Linked DNA regions of Homo sapiens: region 2 is linked to region 1. A link is an interaction called in ENCODE POLR2A ChIA-PET data of the cell type or tissue named here. Cell type or tissue: OCI-LY7. All regions are shown on one strand. Links, peaks and the distances in the headings refer to the core of each region. The heading gives the core; the rest is flanking DNA. Region 1 holds the start of LOC124900526 (small nucleolar RNA SNORA43). Region 2 has its middle 22 kb from the start of ZNF385B.

The links. Peaks named below come from ENCODE experiments on the same cell type or tissue, not always from the same donor. Only the 100,000 strongest peaks of a DNase experiment are listed, where the experiment ranks them.
Region 2: POLR2A ChIA-PET joins it to region 1 with 7 read pairs; 1 of 35 experiments calls an interaction of 5 or more read pairs at or near these places.

Annotation. Positions count from the first base shown.
Region 1 is chr2:179,934,370-179,938,773 of GRCh38, reverse strand. It overlaps LOC124900526 (small nucleolar RNA SNORA43), which reads left to right and starts at 4,236; the gene lies at 4,236-4,373. In OCI-LY7, for the core only: a CTCF peak has its summit at 1,893 (motif pointing right); a DNase peak (open chromatin) is centred at 1,913.
Region 2 is chr2:179,881,789-179,886,192 of GRCh38, reverse strand. No RefSeq gene overlaps it. Among named protein-coding and RNA genes, the nearest start is that of ZNF385B, 22 kb to the right of the region's middle. In OCI-LY7, for the core only: no CTCF peak of the experiment used is centred there; DNase peaks (open chromatin) are centred at 1,822, 2,572 and 3,142; H3K4me3 peaks cover 2,958 bases; H3K27ac peaks cover 3,575 bases.

The DNA.
Region 1 (4,404 bases), core at 296-4,295:
GCTAGTACCCAATAGGTAGTTTTTCGACTTATGCTGCCATCCCCATCCCCTCCCTCCCCTCTCTAGTAGTCTGTGGTGTCTATTGTTCCAATGTTTATGTCCATATTAGCTCCCACTTACGACCGAGAAATGTGGTATTTGGTTTCTGTTCCTGTTATCTGCTTAGGATAATGGCCACTGGCTGCATCCATGTTGCGACAAAGGACATAATTTCATTTTTTATGGCTGTGTAATATTCCATGGTGTGTGTGTATCATGTTTGTTTTATCCAATCCACCATTGATGGACACCTAGGTTGATTCCACATCTTTGCTGTTGTGAATAGCATGGTGATGATGATATGAGTGTGTGTGTCTTTTTGGTATAATAATCTACATTATTTTGGGCATATATACCCAGTCATGGGATTGCTGGGCCAAATGATAGCTCTGTTTTATGTTCTCTGAGAAATCTCCAAACTGCTTTCCACAGTGGCTGAAGTAATTTACGTTCCCACCAACAGTGTGTAAGTGTTCTGTTTTCTCAGCCTCGTCAGCACCTGTTGTTTTTTTTTTACTTTTAATAATAGCCATTCTAACTGGTATGACATGGTATCTCATTGTGGTTTTGATTTGCATTTCTCTGATGATTGTGATATGGAGCATTTTTTTCATGTTTGTTGGTCACTTGAATGTCTCCTTTTGAGAAGTACCTGTCCATGTCTTTTGCCCATTTTTTAATGGGGTTATTTATATTTTGCTTGTTGATTTGTTTAAATTCCTTATAGATTCTGGATATTAGACCTCTGTCAGATGCATAATTTGTGAATATTTTCTCCCATTCTATAGGTTATCTGTTTACTCTGTTGATGATTTATTTTGTTCAATAAATGGTGCTGGGATAACTGGCTAGCCATATTCAGAGGAATGAAACTAGACTCTTACTTTTTACAAACTTTTTTACAAAAATTTTGCAAAAATTACCTAAAGATGGATTAAAGATTTAAGTGTAAGACCTCAATTTATAAACGTCCTAGAAGAAAAGCTAGGAAACACCCTTATCATTTATCTTACCCCCTCAAGCAGATTATACAATCATTGGGGGCAGGGGTTTTGTCTTAAACATTGCCTTTCCCTCTGCATCTTGCCATAGGCCAGAGTTTCTTAACCTCAGCACTGTTGACATTTTGCACCAGTTGATTATTTGTTGTATGGGGCTATCCTATGCAACATGGGATATTCAGCAGTGATCCTGGCATTACCTGCTAGATGCCAAGAGTACAAATCTCCCAGTCCTGTAGTACATCTCCAGATACTGCCAATTATGCCCTGGGAGGAAAGATTGTCCCAGTTCATTACCATTGTCATAGACCTAACATTTAGGAATTACTCCAGTGGATGGCAATGATGGTGCTTGTCCTACACAGCATCACTTTTGTATACTCAAATAAAGCTCTGTAGACTTATATTGCCCTCTTGTTTTTGTGAGGACAAAATTTGTTTTAAATGAGGAACTCATTTAATAGAGTGGTGTACAGCAATGTTCCAACTGTTTTTATTTGTCAAGATACTTTGATATTCTAGGGAAATAAGTAGGTTTTCTGCAAATATAAGCATTATTATTTGCCTGTTAATATGATTGTCCCATACAGGTTCTGGTTTCTTACTGTAGCTGTAACCAACTTTTATCTGAGGGACAACTAGCTGTGACTATTGAATTATTTTAATGCTATGTTAGAGAATTAGATAATTAGGTTATCTAATACCTGAATACCTTCATTTTGTTATGTCTGTATTTTTTAATGTTTTAATAGACTTAATTTTTTAAAGCAATTTTAGGTTCACAGCAATATTGAGCAAAAGGTACAGAGATTTCCCAGGTACGCTTTGCTCCTTACGTGTGCATAGCCTCCCCATTATCAACAACCCCCACCAGGGGGTGCATTTGCTACAATTGGCAAACCTACATTGACACATCATCACCCAAAGTCCATAGGTTACCTTGGAAGGTTCACTCTTGCAAGAACCTTAATTTTTTTTTTAACCATCTTTTTATTTGTAAAGACAGGGTTTTGCTATGTTGCCCAGGCTGGTCTCAAACTCCTGGGCTCAAGTGTTCCCCCCGCCTCAGCCTCCCAAGTAGCTAGAACTGCAGGCACATACCACCTCACACAGCTAACACCTTAATTTTTGATCAGACACTTCAGTGACAGTCAAGTGGTTGTTAAAGTGAATTACCTAGTTGTTTTATCAGTAATTTCATGGATTACGATACCTAAAAGATTGAGCAAATGAGATTGAATCAACTGCAAGTCAGCTTCTCTCCTGGTAACAGGAAATCCTGGAATGAGTATCTTTGGTATGAGTTAGGAGTCATTGTGAGTTCCATTCTTTATATAGCACCCTATTTTGTTTAACCATAGATCTTCCCTGCCCTAAAACTATTTTTGTGACTAATATATGTGAAGCCCCTGTGAGAGCTGTACTGAACATTTGCTGCTTTTTTGTCTGAGGATTGTTCCTCTCTCTGATGAAATGATTCTAGTGAACCAGCTAACAAAATAACTTTCTGGCCTGGCCACTCCTAGTACCCCATTCCCCTGGGCACTGTAATTGGTTCAGGAAGGAGCATATGACCTAAGCTGGGCCACAAGGAGTTCTTCTCTCGTAGTTTTTCAATTTGGCCATGAAACACATGGCCATGTCTAAAGGCATAGCAGAGCAGGAAGGGTGTTTATTGCAGCTGGAGCAGTCACTGACCCATAGAAAAAGGTAGGGTGCAGTAGGAGAGGATTAGTGCAGCTCAAAAGGAAGCAGGGCCCAGAGAGAGGAGCAGAATCTGAACAATTTTGTTTGAGTCCCTGAATTGAGTTGTGGCTGAAGTTAGCCTCCCAGTTATATGAGCCAATGAATCCTCTTTCTACTTAAGCTACTTTGGTTTGGATTGGTACCACTTGCACTAAAAGTATCTGTATTAATTCAAGGATTTTCCTGTTGATGGATAGTTTGAATCATTTGGTACAATCAGCTATTCCCACCATCCTATACTTTTGCTTGCATACTTCTGCTTGCAGCTCTTTAACTGTAGATGGAAATAAGTACAGACTCAATAAAGATGCCTATGGAAAAAATACAATAAAGGACCTTTGGGTGTCTCTTAATATTTTATGGAAACATCTAAATGAGAGATTTTTAGATGAGGTTGATTGTTTCACTAGAAATCACTGCTCCATTTTTATAAATTACAGAGAATCTCTCCTTTAACAGCACCCTTCCTGGGCTTTGAAATGCACTGCACAGGTGCAACAATTCAATTCACAAACAAAAATTGGTTTTATATTACCAGTGAGAAGGACTAAGCATAGCTATTTTGGGAGTTGTAATACCTCCTTTAAGCCACAAAGATACTTGAGCACATTACCTTAACAACCAATGTATTCTGGAGATCATTTTAGAATATGAAATACTGAACAGCAGGAACGTTGTGAACATTTTCAATCTTCTTACACAATATAAATGTAGTCTGAAAATCCCATTATACACAAGTACAACAAATACATACAGACCCTTAAAATACAGGAAAGAATGTGAAAAATAAGTATTATCACCATTCCTCAAGTTTCTAGAACAATTTTACTCTTCTCCTTAATATAATTTTTTGTCCAGAAAAGGGAAAGACTAAACTCATGGATAGTTATCCAAAGGAGAGAAGAGAAAATTGTTTGTGGTAAATGAAAGATGCTGCCTACAGTAGCACAAATAATCCCATTCATGGCTACCAGCTTGCTACGCATTGCTTACTTATGCTGCAGGCAACTATTGTTGAAATGACAGGAGGACAGGAAGGCATGAGAAAGGGGCAGACAGCTACTGATGAAAGAGTCATCAACTACTGTAGATACTTCTTGGAGATTGGAAGTTGAATTTTACATTTCTTTATATCCCCAGGTTTAATAAAAAAATTGCTTGTAGGTGTTCAATAAACATTTGATGAATGAATGGGGAACAGTTCAGTTATTTTCCTTGAATCCTAGGCAGGATGATTTGATACACTTTGGATTCTTGAGGTTTTATGAAATTTTAAATGCAAGGCAAACTACTATTTACCCAATTGAAGTCCAAATGTAAGCATTTTATGGTAAACCAGGAGAAAGTAGAAGGCAAAAATGCATTAGCTTAAAACCTAGGACACCAAAATGAAGATCAAATGTATGCATGAAAGTGTGTTAAAGAAAATCATTGCCCTGCCCTGCAGATGCTATCCTGGACTTGCCAGCCCCATAGACACAGTTGCTGTGCTGTGCCTGTACTATTGGAGCAAAGAAAAAGTGGCTATTTCTATGCTCAGTGTTCACAAACCAGTGAGCACTAAGAATGGTTTATAGCCTGACATTTCTTAGAAAAGAAGAAGAAGAAAACTGTTGCA
Region 2 (4,404 bases), core at 149-4,148, 52 kb after region 1:
TAACTTTAAAAATGTGGCTACTAGAAAATTTAAAATTAGATGATATTCATTATTTTTTGCAGGGGGTAGTGTTGATCTAGATACCTATCTTATATAGGTGGCTTAGTTATTATTATTATTATTATTATTATTATTATTATTATTATTATTTTGCTAAAAGCTAGAATGTTAGACCAGGTGATCTCCCAAGTTTTTTGTTCAAAAAAATTATCTGAAGGTATACATGTCCACTGGAGCAAATACACGTAATGCCCGATTACTCCTTCCGCAATTTGAAGTTGGTCCAAGTGAGAACCAATGCATACCTGCATAGGATGCGGGTGCTACACATAGGCCTCGGGTAGCAAACGAGCATGGGTATTACATTAAGCACTGTTATCACTTTAATTAAAACTGTGAAAAGAGATGTTGATTATAGAAGTATATGAGGCTAAAATTCATGAGAGGCTTCACATTTTGAGCCTCCATAGGGAAACCAGTTTTCACTTCACTTAACACTGTTTATAGCTGCTGTTTGTTTATATGGAACATGGCAGCTAAAGTTCAAACAATTTACATATAGCAATGTAATTTATATGGAGTCATTTTGCAGGCCAGCTGAATAAAGAGTCAATTAATTTTAAAGTTTTTAGACACGTGTTTAGGTTTTATCATTTACAGACTGCATCTCAGATCAATTCCAAACATTCAAATTAAAGTAGTCTCACAAGTCCCACATCCATAAAGAAATTAAGATAATCCTAGTAAAATAGAAATATATATGTAAGAATTCTTTAAAGTGAAGATATGATTCCTAACAACATAGCTGAATTCCATATTCCACTCATATGAGAGGTTTTATTCTGATATATTGCTTTTAATCTGGTAGAATTGAGGACTGTTGAGCATTTCACTGGGCAGGTAAATTTTTTAATCTTTTGGTACATCTGAGTTTTTATTTTTTTTTACTCATTTTTGTATTCTTCTCCAGTGTCATTATTACTTATTGGTGACAAATACACACGCATGCCTCTTATCTTTAAAGTCAGAAAGCCTTTAAATTATTAACAACCCACAGAAATATGGCCTCTTCATTACGCATTATATTATGTTTCAGATTCCCCATTGCCCTAATCCTTTAATTAAAACTGGTGCAATTTAAATAATTGCAATGATGTTTTCATAATTTTATATTTTAATTGCATTTAAATGATGAATATTTGATGCCGTATATTTGTCAGACAGATAGGAATAAGAATCCTAGTTCACCAAAAGACAGTTACCATGATTTAAACTAGGGAGGCCTGATTAAAAGAATTAGGAAATTAGGCACAACATGTAAATGTGTCCAAGGGGCAAATTCAAGGACTTCATTATAAATACCTTTGTGGGAAAAAGAAAAACCATGCTGATTTCAGAAAGGATTAAATATTGAACAGGCCTCGTGTTTTCATCAGGAAATGATCTGGTTTTAGAATCTCCATTATTTTTTAAGCTACTTTGGGGACTGTTTTAGAAACAGCCTCAGCTTCTGTAGAATGACCCTGTAAGTAATGCACTGACTAGAATTTGTTTTTCTATCACTGGATCTTTACATAAAATCAGCCCATTAAAGTCCTTCTCATCATCTTGAGAAGGAATAGAAAGCATTACTTCAAAGCAAGAATGGGATGAGAGAAACGGATGGCCTGGGTGCTCCTCTGTCCCTGTCCTTGTCACACACAGAGCAGCCTGCCGAGCGGGTGAAGTTCCCACAAGGCCACTGAAGACAGGAAGCAGAGAACACAGCCATTTGGCATTCTTCTGCAGGCAGGAAATGATTGCCTACATAGAATCCAGAAGTGGTACAGCTGGAAAGGCCCTAGAGGTCATCAGCTCCAACTCCTCTCCTTATGGGGGTGCTGAGGTGGCACTCTCGTTACTGCCAGAGCATGATCTGCTTGTAAAGTACATAAAGTCACAGGAAGTAAAATGCGCGCACACACTCCACACACACGTGCGCACTCCCATCCCCCACACTCCCACCCCTGCCCTCTGTTGTCAGTAAATTCTCCCAGGGTGGTATGTAGAGAAGAGGGGAGGGGGCTCTTTACATGGACCTGGGCCTGTCCTTTGAAAAGCAACTCCTGAGAAATCCTCCTGAGGAAATTTTTCAGACCCAGTGCTGCAGTCTTGAGGGGCGGGAGACAGCTCATCTATCTTAAGCCCACAGTTGTCAATAATATGTTTTACGCAAAGAAGGATGTGTACCCTTTTTTATCAGCATTGTCTGTGGCACAAAGGACCCAGGCTTTCTTATTTTGCAATTTATACGCTGCCTGCTTCCAGACAGGCCACGTGTTTGGGTTTGTGTTGCCCTTCTCTTTAGTACCCACATACACGCAGGAAAGGAAAGACTCACCTGGAGAGCGCAGTCGTTAACTTCCAGCAGCCCTAGGATATGACTCCAATTTTTAACAGCAAATTGATACTATTGTCTGATTCAGGGATGAAATTTTCAATCAAAAATACCCCCATCCTATTTTGAGATCACCCTCTAAGTAATAAGCCTTTGAGGTTTGATTGAAAAGGCCAAACTTTTGGGCCACCTCTACAGCCCTCTGCTGTATGTTGCTCTCCCACTTCTGCTTTTCTCATCTCCCAAATCTCCACCCCCTCATTCCCTCTAACACAGGATTTCCCAGCCTCTGTACTATTGGGGCTGGATAATTCTTTCTTGTGGGAGATGTCCTGTGCAATGTGGGATGTTTAGCTACAACCCTAGCCCCTACCCACTGGATTCCAGTAGCACCCCCATCTCCAGTCATGATAATAAAAAATGTCTCCAGGCATTGCTCTCACTCAGAGCCACTGCTCATTGTGTAGGGAGGGGCTGACTGTATAATCCATGATGCCGCATAGGCATAACCTATGCAGGACCTGCGCCACACCTCACAGACTCTTTAGGGATGTCCAGTAAGAAATTCACCAAGTTCTTTTCCTGGTTTCTATGGCCGTGGTGTTTTTCTGTAGCATGCTAAGCATTTCTCTGATGAGGTTGTCCTTATTAAGAACAAGAAGGATCTCCAGAGAGCTATAGATTACTAAAGGAAGTGGAGCATGGGCACTCTTATCAGAAGATTCCCCCCTCTCCCTTCTGCCAGTGACAGAGCACTTCTTAAGCCAGCTGAGCCCTGAGTCGCATCAGAGGAGAGGAAGACTGCTTTGTGCCTAGGGGCCTAGTTCTTGGTTCTAGGGGCTGACCCACTTCCCTGATGGTATCTAAGTTCACTCTTAAAGGCACTGGGGATACATTTTTTGGGAAAAAAACTGTTCACCCCTCTAATACCATGGATTACAAATGTGTGACATCCCAATGAGTAGAAGCTATGAGTACTGGTTTGTCAAACCAACTGATTGTTGATTTCTATCAACCTAAACACATTACCATTTCCTTCCTAGCTAACTCCTTTGGTGAGAACAAGGAGTTCACAAACCAGTGCAGCTAGAGAAGAGGGTGTGTGGGAACAGGAAAAGAGTGGGAGAAGCATTTTGCAGTTTATTAAAATATCAGCACCTGGTTTTTTTTCCTGATACAAAAACAAAAAGCAATGCATATATGCATATGTAAATTCTTCTGTCTTCTGGACCATTTCCCAGTAGTGAAGATGTATATTTTATGAGAATATATATGTAAATCTATATTATATATGTAAATATATATATTTCAGTTTTTAAGCTCAAATTCACAGGGCTGTTGGTAGATTAGCAGGTACACAGATGAGAAAAATATCAGCAGACAGAATCATTTTCTTCCTTCTCTCCTTAATTTCCTTCTTTACATGCTGGAACAGAGCTTCAGTGCTTACAAAGAGATTTTAGAGGCCATTCCAGGTGAGTGCAATGAATAAATGGTAGGACAGAAGAACACCCACTGATATAAAGAGGGGAAAAAAAGCTTCTTTTTAAAATGGCTAGATCTGTTTGTATAACTCAGCATTTCTCCTCCTGGGACCAGGGCTTCTAGCAGGGTCACAGAGATGCTGGTGAGGGGTCATGGAGACTGTGCCCGAAGGGGACCTCCTGCAGCTGTTTGATGGCAACATCTCCAAAGGCAGAGAATCTGAACTGAATTCCATCACTGGCTCCTTTTCCCAGCTCCAGCCTTCTGCTTTCTCTGATGTCAGGAGGGGCATTAGATTCTGATTACTGAATTGTAAATTATAGTATGTTTATAGTAAATGGAGACAGTAAAGCTGTACCTTCGAAGTTTGATAAGATGTTAACAAATCTAAATATGAGAAATTTTTAGCTCTTTCGAAAAAGGAGGGAATTTTTCTTTTAAAGTAGGTATTATGAATCCCAATTCCATGGAGCCATCCTGTTCATGGGATTATATAACCCCCTTGAAATTCAAAATATGCACTTTCCTGAACCAGGTACTGT